Regions from separate parts of the Homo sapiens genome. Here region 1 is linked to region 2. Evidence: read pairs that join two places in POLR2A ChIA-PET (ENCODE). Cell type or tissue: Panc1. All regions are shown on one strand. Links, peaks and the distances in the headings refer to the core of each region. The heading gives the core; the rest is flanking DNA. Region 1 has its middle 8.9 kb from the start of LINC01648. Region 2 has its middle 62 kb from the start of LINC01648.

Region 1 (8,333 bases), core at 47-8,046, 71 kb after region 2:
ACCCAGATATCTCTGCATTCTTGGGGGCCTGGGAAGGCCCCCCTGCCCTCGCAGGTTTGGATGTGCCTGCTCCTGCTGCTTGGCTGCTCCCTGCTGTCAGCGCATGCTCTGATCTTAGAGCAAGTTCGAGCCTGAGCCTGGGCACTGTCACAGCCTGACTGGGTGTGCACATGCTCAGGGCAGTGCTGACACACTAGACCCCTGCCACCTAGGCCCCCTCCAGACTTTGGGCACTGATGACCATAGGAGGGAAGCTGAGGGGGACTGAGGGCAGCTTGGTACTGGCCTGCAGACATCCCTTGGCACCTACAGCCTGGGGTCCATGAAAGGCAGCAGAAAGCAGACAGCTTCCTGGGTGGAAGGGGGCAGGTCCCTGGTGAGGCCCTACCTTCAGGCTAGTGAGGGCATGAAGGCTGGGGGCCAGGCTGCCAGTCACATGGATCAGAGTGAGAACTTGTAGTGCCCTTTCCAGGCCTGCCCATGGCCACCCATGGACCAATCAGCATGCACTTTCTCCCCTCTGAGGCCCATAAAAGCCCCAGGCTCAGCCAGAGCTGAGCAGATGTTGGGATGACCAGCTGCAGACAGGAGCTACCCACTCCAGGGCCTCCCCTCTGCTGAGAGCTGAACACTCATCAGGACACCCTGCCTGCAGAGAGGGACTACCCACTCCAGGGCTTCCTCTGAGCTATTCTATCACTCAATAAAACTCCTCTTCATCTTGCTCCACTTGTCTGCATACCTCATTCTTCCTAGACACAGGACAAGAACTCAGGACCTACCAAATGGTGGGGCTGAAAGAGCTGTAACAGAAACAAGGCTGAAACACCCCTTGCTTGCCACATTGCAGGTGAAGAGAAAGAGGGAAGAGCTATGGCCATTTGGGGAGCCCAGATCTGGGAGCTCCCCAAGCAAGGGCTGTGACTCCCTCTTTGGAGCCCTGTGGTTCCTGGAGTCTCCATGCTTCCAGAAACCACCATGTTCCCCAGTGGCAACTGTAGAAGCTGCATGTGGTGCACCTGGTCCAGCTGTAGCCTCACAGAGAGCTGGCACCTGTGCCTGCACCTGGAGCTGCCCACCTCGCTGCAGCAGCTGGCATGCCTAATTGCACAGTGGCTGGACCCCATGCTCACTTGCTCACACACCCCTTGCTGCTCCACGTCTGGCTTGCCCTTGGCAGGCATGGGATCCAGGTTGGTAGCATGAGCCAAGTGCAGCCTGACAGGCCAAGTGGACAGAATGAGCCCAGCAGGCCTGAGCAAAACTTGGGCAAAGGTGCCACCAGCCACAGAGGTTTCCAGCCAAAAAAGCAACACCCCAAGGATCCTGCAACATCATCACCCGCAGGTCATGCCCTGTCACCAGAGAGGTCACCACACTGACCCCCACCCAAGTAGGATGGCCAACTGTCCAGGTTTTAACACTGAAAGTTCCATATCCCAGACAACCCCTCAGATATGGTCTAACTGGGATGGCTGGTCACCTTACCCCCTTCCCTGCCACCTTGAGGTGGACAAATACTAATAACTCACCCTCTCTGAGCACTTGCCTGTGTGAACAGCCAACCACAATTCCCACAACTCACAGTCAGCCTGGGGCAGGAGGTTTGCAGGTGAGAAAAAAGGGTTTAGAGGTGAAATAAACAATCAGGAAGTGGGGCATCTGCAACCTCCAGGCCCTGGCTGTTACCCCAGGGACAGACCTGCATCTGCACCCTACACCCATCACACACACCCCAGGTACCCTCACACCATCACCTATCACTGACCCCACCTTCCATGCTCTTCCCCTGCCAGGGTCCTGCCTGGCCCCCACCAGCCCAGTCACTGCACACACAAGCACATGCCCCACAGGCACAGGCTTTCAGGCACACAGTGCATACGGGTACATGACTGAGGGGCCCTTCCCCCAGAGGGGTTCCCATGTTCACATTCACACCTGCCACCTTCCTGCACAGACCACCCCTTGGGGGCCTCCCCTCAACTCTTGTCTCCAGGTGTGCCATGAAGTTCCTCATCACATATAAAGGGAGAAGACAAAGTGGAGCAGAATGTTATTGTAATTATCTGTGGCAGGAACCCAGCTTTTCAGATGATGATTATAATCATTAACAATTCTCTTATCAGTGGTGGGGAGCGGGGCTCTGTAAGGAGGGCCTGGAAGCGGTGTCAGGGGAAGCTATGAATGCTCTGATAACAAGATCCAGCTCCCCTCCCGCCATTCCTAGGTAATTCTGTGGGAAGTTCTGGGGCTGGGAGTGGGGCAGGGAGACGGGAAGCTTAGATACGGGAGATGAAGAGCTGCTCTTCTGGGGACCCGCTTGACCAGGTGACCTTCATCTGCCCAGCCCAAGGGCTTTGGCTAGGCCTGAGGTAGCAAAAGGAGCCAACCGGGGCTTGGCCTCCACCATGTTCTCAGAGAAAGGGTGACTTCACTGGAATGAGGGAACTGAAAATCAGTAGGGTGGTGCAGTGAGTCTCCTGCCTGGGTGGTGTCACATGTCTCCCCTCCCCTAGCCTGTCCAGGGCTCCAATGATGGTGTGTGGCCTTGGATGGGTCACCCGCCTACACTGCAGTGCCTCAGCTCCTGGCAGCTAATGGACACCTTCCCAGCCAGCTCCATACTGCATCCACCCCAAGAAAGACCCACAAGAGCAGGGCCCTGTCTCTGCTGCCCACCTCCACACCAGTCCTCAGTGCCCAGACCAGGGCCTGGCACACAGAAGGCTCCACAGAAACACTTGAGGAAGAACCAAAAGAGCCTGTTCATGAAGAGAACAAGGATGACAGGTAGGTGCTGTTATCCCCATCTAACAGAGGAGGAGACTGAGGCTCAGAGGTGAAGTGACCCACCCAGATTCACACAGCTCATCAGAAAGGGGAAGCTGAGGGCTGCTCTTCCAGGGGGCACACAGGACCAGAACGGGGCTAGGAGCAGCATGGATCCTGGGAGAGACAGCTGAGCTGCCGTGCACCTAGATGAGAAATCAAATGTTTTACAAGGATCTGCCCCTACCTGGGAAACTCAAGCTAAGTGGGAGGCCCCAGTGATGGTGGCCTTGGGGAAAAGGAGGAGCAGAGAGGGGAGGCAGCCTCATTTGCATAAAGGCCTCACCTCTGCCAATCAACTGGGCTTTCAGGGGTGGGGATGCCAGGGCCTGGCCAGTCACCAGAAGACTGGGGGCAGAGGAGGGTGGAGCAGGGCCAGGCCCTGACCAGGTAGGCAGCCAGGCCCCGCCCCTGTGCTCCTGGCTGCTCTTCCCAATTGGCTCTTCCCTCCCTGACCTCAGTGGGTCCTCCCAACACACCTGCATCAAGGGCAGGAATAATCATCTCCACTTTGCAGATGAGGCAACTGAGGCTCAGAGAGGTCACATGACTTGCTCAAGGTCACACAGGAAATTCGCAGCAGACCCAGAACTGACCAGGTCTGAACTCCCAGCCCAGGATGCTGAGTTCTGCTCCTCTGGCTTCTTCCTGGCTGCTGCCCAGGGCCACAGGCAGGCACACCTACCCCATCCTGTCCTCTGCTACCACCAGAGCCTCCTGCCCCACCAAATGCCCCAGCCAGGGTTTAGCTCAGAGCTGCTGGGGACTTCAAGCCCACTCTCCAGCCTCCATCCCTGAGCCCAGACCCTTTTCCCCAGCTGTTCCCAGACACTGGGTCAGGGAGACACAGAATTCCGGGGCTGGCAGGGACCCCAGGAAGCCTCTGGCCCAATCCCCTGGGGTGGCAGGTGGGAGCAGTGGTCCCTCAACAGCCACACTGTGCCCCTCACCTTCGTCTCAGAAGCCCTCCAGGGCCTGGCTTGGGGAGCTGCTCTTCTCCCTGCATGTCCGCCTTGCTTCCTGCCTTATTTATTTCCCGGCAGATTATTTGTATCTAGGTCTAAGGTTTGATTTACAAACTTCCAGGGGAGGGAGGGCAGCTGGCTGCACCTGCAAGTACTAAGGTGCCTCAGTGATTTACTCTGCCGGGAAATGTTTGCTTCTCCTGAGGGATCATCTCAGATCCTCCTTATTGAAGGCTGGGATTTACTGAGGCTTCTTTTCCCTAGGGAGCTGCAGGGCAGCTTTGCAGGGATAGGGAGGTAGATGAGAGGTGGGCGGTGGGGGGAACAGAGGTGGAGGGAGCCACAGGCACCCCTATGAAGTGAAGAGTGAATCTAAACAATGTGACTGGGAGGAAGAGGATGGACTTCAGGCTCACCAGCTGGGTTTGAATCCCTGTCCCTATTACAGCCAAGGAGTGTGACCTTAGGCAGGTCACTTAACCTCTCTGAGCCTTGATATCCTCATCTGCACATTGGGCATAATCTCACAATGGCAAGAGTGACATCTGCCTACTGAGGTGGTGAGGCTTGGATGAGGGGTGCACGTAGATGCTAGACACATAGCAGGGGCTCAGGAGAGGTGAGTTCTCCCCTCTAGCCCATTGGAGGTCTCCCTTTTCCTGCCCCGACTGCCTCCTCTATGCCTGCCCCGTGGCTTTCCTCCAAGTCCCCTCCTTGCACATGCCTCTCTGCCCTCGGGGAGAGCAGAGCCTGCCAGTCACGGGTTCTGCCTCCACTGCAGTTCAGGAGAGAACACGGAGCCCCACGGGCAGGACTGGCCTGGCCGCTGCCGCTGTATGCCGGGACATCAGGCACAGGTGCAGCATGTGTCCAGGGACTGTTGGAAATACAGCCGCTTCCCTGTGGATGAGTTAATAAATCTTGAAGTTGGAAAGGGCCTTGGCAGAGTGAGGGGGCTCTGGGGCCTAAAGTTCTGCTGTGATCTAAAGGGTCAGCAGAAGTCTTTCATGTGTCTAATTTCTTTCTTTTTTTTGGTGGGGGGGTGCAGTGGCACGGTCTTGGCTCACTGCAACCTCCCCTTCCCAGGTTCAAGTGATTCTCCTGCTGCAGCCTCCCAAGTAGCTGGGAGTACAGGCGTGCACCACCACATCTAGCTAATTTTTCACATTTTTGGTTAGAAGGGGTTTCACCATGTTGGCCAGCCTGTTATGGAACTCCTGACCTCAAGTGATTCACCCGCCTTGGCCTCCCAAAGTGCTGGGATTACAGGCATGAGCCACTGCACCCAGGCAATATGTCTAATTTCTAACAAAGCGAGGTGGAACAGGGGAGGGGACTGGCCTTATTAGCTCAGGTGACCCAGAGTCTATTGAGACTGGGGAGACCCCTGGGGAAAGGAAATGGGATTCTTCCAGGCTTAACCCAGAGGCCCCAGCCCCGATTTGTGGCCTCCTGAAGGTGTCTCCAGGCCCCTAGGAACTGTCATAGTGAAGTTCAGACTATCAGAAACTAGGAAACAAGCTTCTTCCCTACCCCACCCAGCAGGGCACAGTGTCCGGAGGAGGAGGCTCTGGAGCCAGACCCCCAAGAACCCAATGGGGCCACAGAGAGCTGAGCTGGCCCTGGGCAAGTCTCTGACAGCCCCTTTGTCTCCTGAGTCTCAGTCTTCTTATCTGTAAAGTGGGAGCGGTGAGCACTCCCTTCCTCAGTTGTTGCTGGGGTTACATGACGTGAGTAAAACCCCTTCACAGTGCCTGACACACAGGGCTTCAACAAATATATGGTACTGTAGGAAGGTGGTGCCATGAGCCCAGTTTTAGGAAAGTGTGCATTTGGAAGCCATACAGCCAGGACTCAAAGCCTCCTCGGCCTCACACCAGCCCGGTGACCTTCAGCAGAGAACTTAGCCTAACGTGTTTGGATTCCCTTCCTGCAGAATGAATTAATTATAGTAATTCCCCTCTGAGATTGTTGTAAGGACTCAGTAAGATACTTATAAAGTTCTAGAATAGAGCCAGGCTCACAGAAATACTTAATAGAACTAGTTGTTTTATGGTTGTGTGCTGGTGTGGTTTCAAGGTCATTGTCCAGCCTTTTCTCTTAATGGCCCCTCCAGACCTCTGCAGGCCATCTCTGCATCACTGTGGCCAGTGAAGGACCTTGTGGTTTCCTCCGGGGTCTGCCCTGATCTCCTCCTGCTCTGACCCGTATCTCACCTTCACATACACACACACACACACACACACACACACACACACACACAAGCACACATGAACACACACACATGTGCCCTGAACCCCGTGATTCAGGAGGGCCCAGGGCCATCTTTGGATCCTTCCTGTTGACAGTACCTCTCCCTGCCCAGGGCTGCCCATCTGCACAGCAGTGTGGGCATCGGGCAGAGGCTTGGCAGGGCCGGTTCTGCCTGTCCACCTCTCCCTGAGCTGCCCCATCTGTTCATGGGGCTTGGACTCTGACAGCCCAGTGTACCCCTGGATTGAGGGGGGCTTGTTATTGTCATCCCCCACCATGCAATGGTTGTCCTGAGAGACCCTCCTTGACCGTGGTTGCAGGAAGTCTTTGATATATGGAGGCTGTCACCACACAGACACACTGTCAGGCATGCTTATAGCAATGGTGGCAGGAGCTGAGCCGCAGCCATCTCTGTGGTTGGAAGCCTGGTCTCCCTCATCCCAACTTATATGGGTCCCTTGAGTTACCTACTTGACTCATGAAGACACTTGAGCTTATGTCCCAGTCTGCTCTGTACAGAGATGAGTAAACTGAGCCCACAGAGGGGCAGGGACTTTGTCCACCCTGCCCTGGAATGCCACAGGCTTGAGGGCAGGAATGGCTTCATCCACCATTGTATCGCCAGCGCCCAGAACCAGCCTGGCACTTAGGTGCGCAATAGGCATTTGTGGAGTGTTGAATTTGTTGACTGTCACTCAGTGAGTTGGAGACACAGCCACAGCTCAGACCCACCTCCCCAATCCCCAGGCCAGAATCTCCCCAGCCCCAGCTGTTTCTCCTTTTACTGCCAGACCCCAAGACACTACCTTCTTCCTCATACATATGGACAGGTGCACCCTGATCTCAATCAGCTCAGATGCCTTACAGCCCATTCCGAGTTAACCCCAGAGAAGATGGCGAGCCTCCTGCAGGAACCATCATTTGTCATAATCTATTTGACCATGAGGAATGTTTTTAACATTTAATAAAAGTGTGGGACTCCCACTTGCTATGAGCTGTCATTGTAAATTGGAGGTAGCAGAGAGCAGTGGTGAGGACCGTGGTGTTGGGCAGGCCGGAGATCAAATTCTCTGTTCACCACAATCTGCCTGTGTGTCTTTGGACATGGCACTTTAATTCTCTGAGCCTCAATTTCCTCATCCATAAAAACGACGATAACAGCCCCTCCCCTCAGTGGATGTTGTAGGGATTAAATGAGATATCCCAAGTAAATCACTAAGCCCAGCGCCCCAGCACACAGTAGGTACTTGAGGAATGGTGGCTGCTATTATTTTATCACTAGCCAGCAGCTACCATTAGATCCTAATGACGGAGGAAATACGCAATGGACGAAGGCTGCTAGAAATGCAGAAATGCTTCTCAGGAGCACATGCGGATAGTAAAATGGTGCTCTGTTATGTGGCAGGCCAATTATTCTGTCTACAAATAGCATCTGGTACCCAGGTGAAGTCAGGGCCCCTTGCAGTCAGCACCCAGAAGTTCTGGACCCCTGGGTTGGGACCATCAGCCATTGCTATAGTCAAAACCAGAGGAGAGTTCTGACCGTCACAGTTAGGGTGGCAGTAACAGGGGCCACCGGCCCAGCCTGGCCTCCCTTCCTACCTCCAGGCCATTTCCTGAGTCAGAGAGGATAAGTCCTCCCCTGCTCACCCCTCCAACCCCAGACACTCAGGCTTGAGTGGTTCTCTTTCTTCCCAATGAATACAATATCATCTCACAGATGAACCACGGTGATGTAATAAAACTGGCTCATTACATCCCTGTACATGGAGCCATTTAATGAACACACAACTGCTGGCCCTCCATGGCCCCTGAGCCATATGCAAATAAAACAGTTTCCACAGTGTCATTTAATTAGCTGGGGAGGGCCAGGACATGGGGAGAGGGAGGAGAGAGTATGGGACAGAAGCAGAGAAAGAGGGGTAGGAGGAAGGAAAGAGGCAGTCAGGAGAGGGGCAGAGAGGATGAGGAAGGGCAGTTCTGCAGGCTGTATAAGCATGGCCCCAGGATCTACTCAGCTTCTGGTGAGGCCTCAGGCAGTTTTTACTTATGACAAAAGGTGAAGAGGGAGCAGGTATGTCACATGGAGAGAGGAAGCAAGAGAAAGAGGGGGAGGTCCCAGACTTTTTAACAATCAGATCTCACAGTAACTCATTACAATGGGGATGGAGCTAACTGATTCATGAAGATCCACCTCCATGGTCCAACACTTCCCACCAAGCCCCACCTCCAATACTGGGGTTCACATTTCAACATGAGATTTGGAAGGAAAACACATTCAAACCA
Region 2 (8,333 bases), core at 264-8,263:
TCCCAGAAATGTCATTTTCTGCTCTTCTGTAAACTGAACAGCCTCAGCTAGTACCGTATCACCCATCCCTCCCGTGTCTTTCCTATGGTCTCCCTCACCCTCAAGGATGATTCCCGGCCGCTACCCTTCTCAAGCCTCACCCCAACTTCCTGGGCTCTCCTTTGCTGCCAGTCATCTGCCTCCTCTGATATTGGGGCAACGAGGCCATGAGGAATACACTCCTTTTCCCCTCTTGTGCTTCTTCCCCCATCCCAGGGTCAGGGGTGCCTGTCCTGGTGGAAATTCATCCCTCCAGCCAGTCTCTGGAGCCTCTCCCCTTCCTCCTCTGCAGGGTCAGCTCTCTCCAGCATCCTACCTCTCTCCCTCTCTGACCCTTTTCTTCTGTTCCTCCACCTCAGTTGCCCGAGGCTTCTGTCATCTAAGCTGCCCAAATCTCTCCCTTCCTCGGCCTTAAAACAAATCCTCCAGAGCTCTCCTGGCCCTCAAGATATTTCTTTCCTTCCTGTCATTGGCAATATCCTGCCTCCCATCCCCAGGTGACTCCAGCTGCCTGGATATGACACTCCCACGCCTGCTTCAGCTGAAAACTCTTACTTATCCTTAGGTCCACTGAAAAGTCACCTGTTGGAGGAAACACTGCAGCAGATGCCGGTGCTACCCCACCATGTCCCTTTGACCATCCTCAGTTGTCCTGCAGCAGTGGGATGTTTCTTGTACACTGACGGCCATTTTCTTCAAACGCTCCCTTCTCTCTTCTCCTTTGCCTTTGGGCTTGCTCTGGCACCACAACATCCAAGTGCAGGGCACTAAATGCATCCCGGGGACAACTCCTGAAATGTGGGGGATGAGATTCAGTGGACAAAGGCCCCAGCCTCCCCAGCCTCCAGGAGGACAGTCCTGAGGTGTGCTCCAGGGGGTTCCTCAGGGGCCCCCCATGGGAGGGAGGAGCCCAGCTGTCCACACAGCTAGCCAATTATGAAGACACCCTCTGTTGGCTTTTCTCCTTTCCCTGCACTCCTTTACTTGTGCTTCCTGGAGTCACAAAATCCCTCCCCAAACCTGCAAACCCAAGTCCTTGTGTCAGGTCTGTTTTGGGGCACTCACTCTAAGATAGATGTCTTTCTCATCTACCCCTGCCCAAGGGAGTTAAGGGTTCCAATGTCTATTTGAGCACATGTCATGACAGTTTCCCTCCTGAGCAAGACTGGTCTCCTCAAGAATAAGGGAGAGTTCCTATTTCTCTGTGTCCCCATCATCCAGCAAATAGATAGTGCATAAATGTTTCTTGAGTGAGTGAGAAAGTGAATGCATAAACGAATGAGTGAATAACGAGTTGTGTCTCTGGGGTACCTAAGCCCAGGTGAACAAGTCCTGCAAAACAATTATGGATTTATGCCAATGTGCCTGGCCCTTTCAAAGCCAGCCTTCTCCTCCACATCAAAATGTCTATAAACTGTACACTCCATTCAACCCCAGCGGCCCTTCTCTTTGCCTTCCCATTCTACTATCCATAATGCAATCATCTGCATACTGCCAGGACAGCCTCCTGTTAGAAAAACTTTTCAGGCTCAGCAGGAGGTCCTGACTCTAGTTAAATAAAGGTTAAAGAACAGAGGGAATTTCTATGATAATATGACATAAGTCAACGTGGCCTCCCAGAGAATGCCACTCCAGAGAGAGAGATTTTTCCTAGCTGGACTCCAGGGCTTATTCAGAAGTGCTCAGACAACTGCCTGTTCAGAGCTGATGAGAGCAGCCTGTGGAAATAGTCATTGAGACACATGAATTTATTGAGCCCATATATGTGCACTAGGGTTTCCAGCAAAAGGAATCAAATCATCGTAGAGGAATTAAAGTGGCTGCTGCCTGGCTGACATCACCTGAGTTGCGCAGACCATAGAGGGCTTGGATCTCCTTGGGGAGATGAGATACTCTAAGCACATGTGGCATACGCTGGGAACTCTAATTCAATACCTGGTCCAGCAAAAATCATTCATCAAATGAGAAAACTGAGGCTACATACACTGAGTCAGTGGCAGTCCTGGGACTCTAAGCCTGAATCCAGACAGCTTCTGTTCCACCCATGGCTTCTCTAAAGAACAAGCAGGGTGGGAATCATGCTGCAAAGACAAACAAACAAAACCTCGGACCTATTCACAGGCAATGTTCCCCATGGGGAACTAGAAATGCAGAGACCTGAGATCTAACACTGGCCACCTTGCCAAGTTGCTTCCCTTCTCTTGGTCTCCTTCCTCATCTGTACAAGAAGAAGGTTCGTAATCTCTAAGGTTTCTTCTACCTGCAAAAAAAAAAAAAGTTACTCTGGGCCTCAGTTTCCCGTCTTTCAGGTGAGCATAATATTCAACTTCCCCAAATGCTGTGAAGATCATATGAGGTCCAGAAGCTCCTTGGCAGAGATGTGTGAAATAAACCCTGGAACAGTATTATCATGGCTCACCATGTACAGCAAGGTGATGCTTGGAGCACAGCCAGGGTCATGTCTGAACCGCTGGAAAGAGCCAAGGGGGAAACTGATATTAGTTTTCAGACAAGCAGTTCTAGAATCAGGGGAGAGGTTTCAGGCAGCGCTCTAGTGATTGGAATCCCTGGAATGCTCCTTGTAGAATGAAGGGAGGCATCTTCAAGGCAAAATTTCCTTCACTGTCATGGCAATTTAGTTGGAATCACAGATCTCAGGCTGCCTGTCCAAGGGAGAGTTGGAAGCTCTGAGCTGTGGGCAGAGAACTGGTGGGAGTTGGGGGAATGAGAAGGAAAAATAAAGGAATATAAAGCAGGAGGCGCAGAAAGAGAATAGTACCCTCTCCATAGTACAAAATGCCAAAAGTATATTTCCTAGGGTCAGAAACACCTGAAATCAAATACCCCCATCATTCATGAGTTAAATGATTGAGGAAAACTCACGCAAGCTTTCTAGACTTCAATTTTCATATCTGTAAAATAGGGAGAAAAAATGGTACCTCTCTCATAGGAATAATGCTGGGAAATTACTTAGCATTATGTCTGGCCCAAGAAATTTCTAGCAGTGGTAGCAACAGAAGCAGGAATGGTTGCTTCAAATCTACAAAGCGATGTGTTTTTTAAAGAGGGGAGGAAGAATCCATATCACTGATAGTGGGGACAGGAGAAGAAAGGGCCATGTTTTGGGGGAGAGGCAGATGGGTTGGCTCAAATGAATAAAACCTGAAGAGGCACAGATATCCAGGCCTTACAAGTGAAAGAATGCAGCTAACAGCTTTTTATTCTGTTAATGAGAGCAAAGATTATTCATGTCAGTCTAACAGCAATTATATTAGTGGGAGAACAGTTAAGAATCCATGTTCTAATGGTGGCTGTAATGAGTATTGTAATAAGAAACTCAAGGCAAATTTTATCTAGTAGATCAATCAAGAAGAAATTTAAATTGAGCATTATGAGTGAGTCATTGTCTTGTATGCAAAACAATGAGTGCAAATGTTAGAGCAACAGGAGAGGGGAATTCACATGACTCAGCCTGACTGTGAATGACTTCCCAATGAGGTAAGCATTCAATCTCAAACAATGCTTCGAAGATGAATGACATTTCTAAAATTCCACAGAGAGTGAGTAGTGGAGCCTGGGCCCAAATTAGGTTCTGTCTGATACCAAAGCCCCACACACTTTTCAAAGTTGACTGACTTTGAGCCTTTGTCTATGACTGTCCCTGGCCTCCCTTGCCCAGCAAGACTGGGTACCAGAATGGCTCAGAACAAAGGAGTGTGGGCAACCATGACAGGGAAGGTCTCCTTCAATGATGATGGGCTATACAGAACAAATAACCAGGAGCTATAGTTTGCAAAGTGTACCAGGATTATATTTAAGATGGAGGGGAAAACCCACACACACTGTAATATGGAAGTTGTAAAATCTTTGTATTAAAGAGATTGTTCCTGGAAAGGCCCTTAGAGATCATCTGGTGCGGGCTCTCATTTAAAGATGAAGAAAATGAGGCCCAGATGATGAAGTGACTTGTCCAAGGTCATGGCATGAGTAGTTGATAGGAGTCAAGGACCAGACCCGGATTTTTCTGATCTGTCCCTTGTGCCTTCCCCACCATGGCCATGATGACAGTCTCTGGATGTTTGTAAATATGTGGCTGTCTAGACAACACGCTATGCAGAATAAATTAACTGGACCAGGTGACCTGTCATAACCTGTCATGACCTGGGTTCCCCACGTGTCTTGACACCCATAGCCAGAAGACACCAGGTTCTTTCCTGGGCTTAAACAACGCAGACATCTCCCAACCCTTCTTCCCTGGGGGAGGCCTCTGTCCATGGTACTGAAACAGGATTCTTGCTGATGCGTTCTTGTGGTAAGTTCTGTATTCGGTTCCCACCCTTTGAGAGATGAATGAAGACTAGATGGACCGAGTACTACTGAGGGCTGGGGAGTACATTTTTTAAATCAATCTTATTATATTGTAATTTACAGGCAACAAAAAATTGACACATTTCTAATGTGTAGGTCAAGTACTTTTGACAAATTTATACTTGTGTAGATATTATTCCAATCAAGATATGGAAAGTTCCTTCATGCCTCTTAGCCATCAACTTCTCTCCACCGTTCTCTGTTCAGTATTGTAAGATATTATGGTATAGAACAAGCACAGTGGATGGTGAAACCATGGGAAGAAAACATGAGTGTCAGAGAAGTCTTCCCAGGGAGAATGAGCTTTAAGTTGAGACCAGATTGAATAGATGTCAGTCAGGCAAACAAGTGGTATAGAAGAGACTCTAGGTCTGTATTTTGGGTTGATGCCACTTATGCATCTAGGTGTTTTTAGCCTTGCTGCTTTGGAGAATAAGAATACCTCTTTACCTCTCTGGAATCACATCTCACTCAGATGCTATATTTTCAAGTCATCCAAACTCACAACTATGTCTGGGAAATATCAGCCAACACTTCTTCCCAAGGACCATGGTTTTATTCTTAACTGGCTACTCCAAATGAGAAAGGGGCAAAAGCAGCCCCATCCACCCTCCACCCTGGGACACAGGGCATTGAGTTGGTCTGCTGAGAAGTGGAGAAAATCACATCTGTCACCATAGACACAAAAAGTCTTTTGGAAGAAAAGACCCAAAGTGGTTGCTGAGAAATTTAGAAGAAAGGTTGTAGATATATAATAACAAAATGTATGCATACACCAGAACATGCACATAGAAGCACATTGACATGGCTACCCATATGCAGGTATGCATTACCACATACACACATGTGTGTACACCCTTTGTCTCACACCAAGTGAATAAACAGACTAAACATTTCATGATGCAATCCAGCTCTCTAAACTCCATAAACTCAGCTCCAGGTACAAGTAAACCACAGAGACTCAATAAAGCCATAAATTGTGAGTCAAGGCAGCCACTTGTATTTTGGGGTCCTCAGGTTCCTCAGTTATAAAATAGGAGCTGGAGTGGGTGAGGATAGGGATTGAATTGGATTGATTCCCTAAGGCCTTTACTAGTATCACTATAGAGGTTGGGACTTCCTCACCAGTAAAAAGTGAGTAACAATAGAATCTTTCTTGACAAGTTGCTGGAGGATTATATGTGAAATGTTTAGTGTCAGGCATGACAACTAAAAGGTGTTCAGCATGGGGAAGTTTATCATCATCAGCTAGGAAGCAGTTCTACCCTTCAACGGATGTGGTGATAGGGAGGAGACCAAGCTGCTGATACCAGTTCTGTTCTGATATGCTGTGTAGTTTAGAGAAAGTCCCTTCCCCTCTCTGAACCTCAGTTTTCTCATCTGTAAGATGAAAGTGATTGGATAGGGTGATGGAAGGCCTATCCAATACTGACAGTTTTTTTTTTTTAACTCAAAGCTCAGCTTGTACTCTTAAACCTGTACCTCTTTTTGCCTTGTGTAAATCTCACCTCCTTTTCTCTCTTTCCTCCCTATTTGCTTTATCCCAAACTAATAGTGCCATTCAGGGCTTCTGTCATCTGTGCTGGGAACAGGCCCCTTATCCCTGATGAGCTCTGGCTACTGCCTTGCCAGAGGCATCAGTGAAGGCTCCCAGGGCAACCAATTAAATGGTTGTTGTCAAGGAAACCCTTGCAACTCTCCAGATATTTTTCCCCTCAACAACTTTGTTGAGGAATAATTGTTATACAAGCAACTGTGCATATTTAAGTGTAAAACTTAATAATAAAATAAGCACCTTAGACAAGTTAGTGAGCATATCTATCATCCACAACAATTATAGATGTATCCCTTTTTAATCACCCCCTCTCAACTACTCCCCTCTCCCTCACTATCATCCCAAGTCAACCACTGATCTACTTTCTGTCACAAGAGATTAGTTTGCATTTTCTAGAATTGGAATCATATAGTATGGCATTCTTTATCTGGCTTCATTCATTCAGCATAATACTTTTGAAATGTATCCATATTGTTGAACATATCAATCCTTGATTATTTTTTATTGCTGAATAGTAATTCATTGTATGAATATATCACAATTTGTTTGCCCATTTACCTGTGGAGTTGATGGATGTTTGTGGTTTTCCAAGTTTTTTTGTTTGTCGTTTTTATTATTGTAAATGAAGCTGCTATGAACATTTGTGTGTGAGTGTTCGTGTGAACATATGCTTTAATTTCCCTCGAGTAAATACGTAGGAGTGAAATAGCTGGATCACATAGTACGTGTATGTTTAACCACAAAAGAGCTGTATCACCTTATATTCCCACCAGAAGTGTAGAAGAATTCTAATTTTTCCATATTCTCACCAACACTTAGTGTGATCAGTCTTTTAAATTTTAACCATTAAAATAGGTGAATTTTAGCAGCTCACTGCAGTTTTAATATGCATTTTCCTAATGACTATAGTTGTTGAGCATATTTTCATGGGCTTATTTGCCATCCATATATCACTTTGATGATATTTGTTGAAAGCTTTTGCCTTTAAATTGTCTGTTTTCTTATATCAGGTTTTGATTTATATATATGAATACATGTCTTTTAGCAGACATGTGATTTACAAACGTTTTCTTTCAGTCTGTGGCTTATCTTTCCATTCTCTTTAAAAGTATCTTTCAAAGAGCAGACATTTTTATTTTGATGATCTGTTTTATCAGTTTGTTCCTTTATGAATTGTGTTTTTGATGTTATATCTAAGAAATCTTTGCTTAAACCAATCTCATAAAAGTTTTTCTACTGTGCTTTCCTCAGATGCTTTATGGTTTTAGGTTTTACATTTAGTGTGGAACAAAGTCCATCTTTGTTTGTTGGAATATGGATATCCAATGGTCCCAGAGCCAGTTGTTGAAAAAAAGCCCTATCTCTTTTGAACAGAATTATTTTTACTTCATTGTAAAAAATCAGGTGTCTGTATATGTGTGGGTCTCTTTCTGGACTCTATTCTATTTCACTGGTCTATTTGTCATTCTTGATGCCAATAGCACATTGTCTTGATAATGCAGTTTTAGAATAAATCTTGAAATTAAGTACTGTTAGTCTTTCAACTTTGTTCTTGTGTTTAAAATTGTCTTAGCTATTCTAGGTCTTACATTTACATATAGATATTAGAACAGTTTTTCTCAATTTCTGCAAAGCAGACTGCTGGGTTTCTGATTGAGATTGAAGTGAATCTATAGAACAATTAGGGGGAAACTGACAGTGTTCTGTAATTTCCAGTGTGTAGAATTTCTGTGATATTTTATGTTATTGTAAATGGTATTGTTTTTTAATTGTTATTTCTGATCATTTATTGCTAACATATAGAAATACACCTGATATTTGTATATTGTTTTATATCCTGCAGCTTACTAATCTCTTTCTGTAATTCTAGTAGCTTTGTTTGTATTATACATTCCATCAGATTTTCCACCTAGGTGTTCATGTTGTATGTGAATAAAGAGTATTATTTCTTTCTTTCTATACTGAATGACTTTAGTTTTATTCCTTGTCTGATAGGACTGGTCAGAACTTCTAGTACAATGATGAATAAAAGTGATAAGAACAGACATCTTGTCTTTTTCCTGATTTTAGGGCAAAGCAGTTACTCTTTCACCATAAATAAATATAATGTAAGCTATAGTTTTTGTAAATAACCTTTATTAGGTTGAGAAAATTCACTTCTATTTCTAGCTTACAGATAGTTTTCATTAAGAATGAATGTTGGATTTTGTCAAATTCTTTTCCTGTAGATATACTGTAGGGTTTTTTTCTTTTTGAGTTTGTTAATATGATAAATCACATTGATCTTCAAATGTTAAACCAACCTTTTATTCCTGGCACAAGTTTCATTTAATTATGATGTATTACACACTTCATATATTGCTGTATTTGA

Evidence for each region. ChIA-PET counts read pairs that join two places held together with the same protein. Peaks named below come from ENCODE experiments on the same cell type or tissue, not always from the same donor. Only the 100,000 strongest peaks of a DNase experiment are listed, where the experiment ranks them.
Region 1: POLR2A ChIA-PET joins it to region 2 with 6 read pairs; 3 of 35 experiments call an interaction of 5 or more read pairs at or near these places.

What each region holds. Positions count from the first base shown.
Region 1 is chr1:30,042,338-30,050,670 of GRCh38, forward strand. No RefSeq gene overlaps it. Among named protein-coding and RNA genes, the nearest start is that of LINC01648, 8.9 kb to the left of the region's middle. RefSeq lists a silencer at 1,145-1,439. In Panc1, for the core only: no CTCF peak of the experiment used is centred there; no DNase peak of the experiment used is centred there.
Region 2 is chr1:29,970,973-29,979,305 of GRCh38, forward strand. No RefSeq gene overlaps it. Among named protein-coding and RNA genes, the nearest start is that of LINC01648, 62 kb to the right of the region's middle. RefSeq lists enhancers at 2,957-4,156, 3,132-3,855. In Panc1, for the core only: no CTCF peak of the experiment used is centred there; a DNase peak (open chromatin) is centred at 3,539.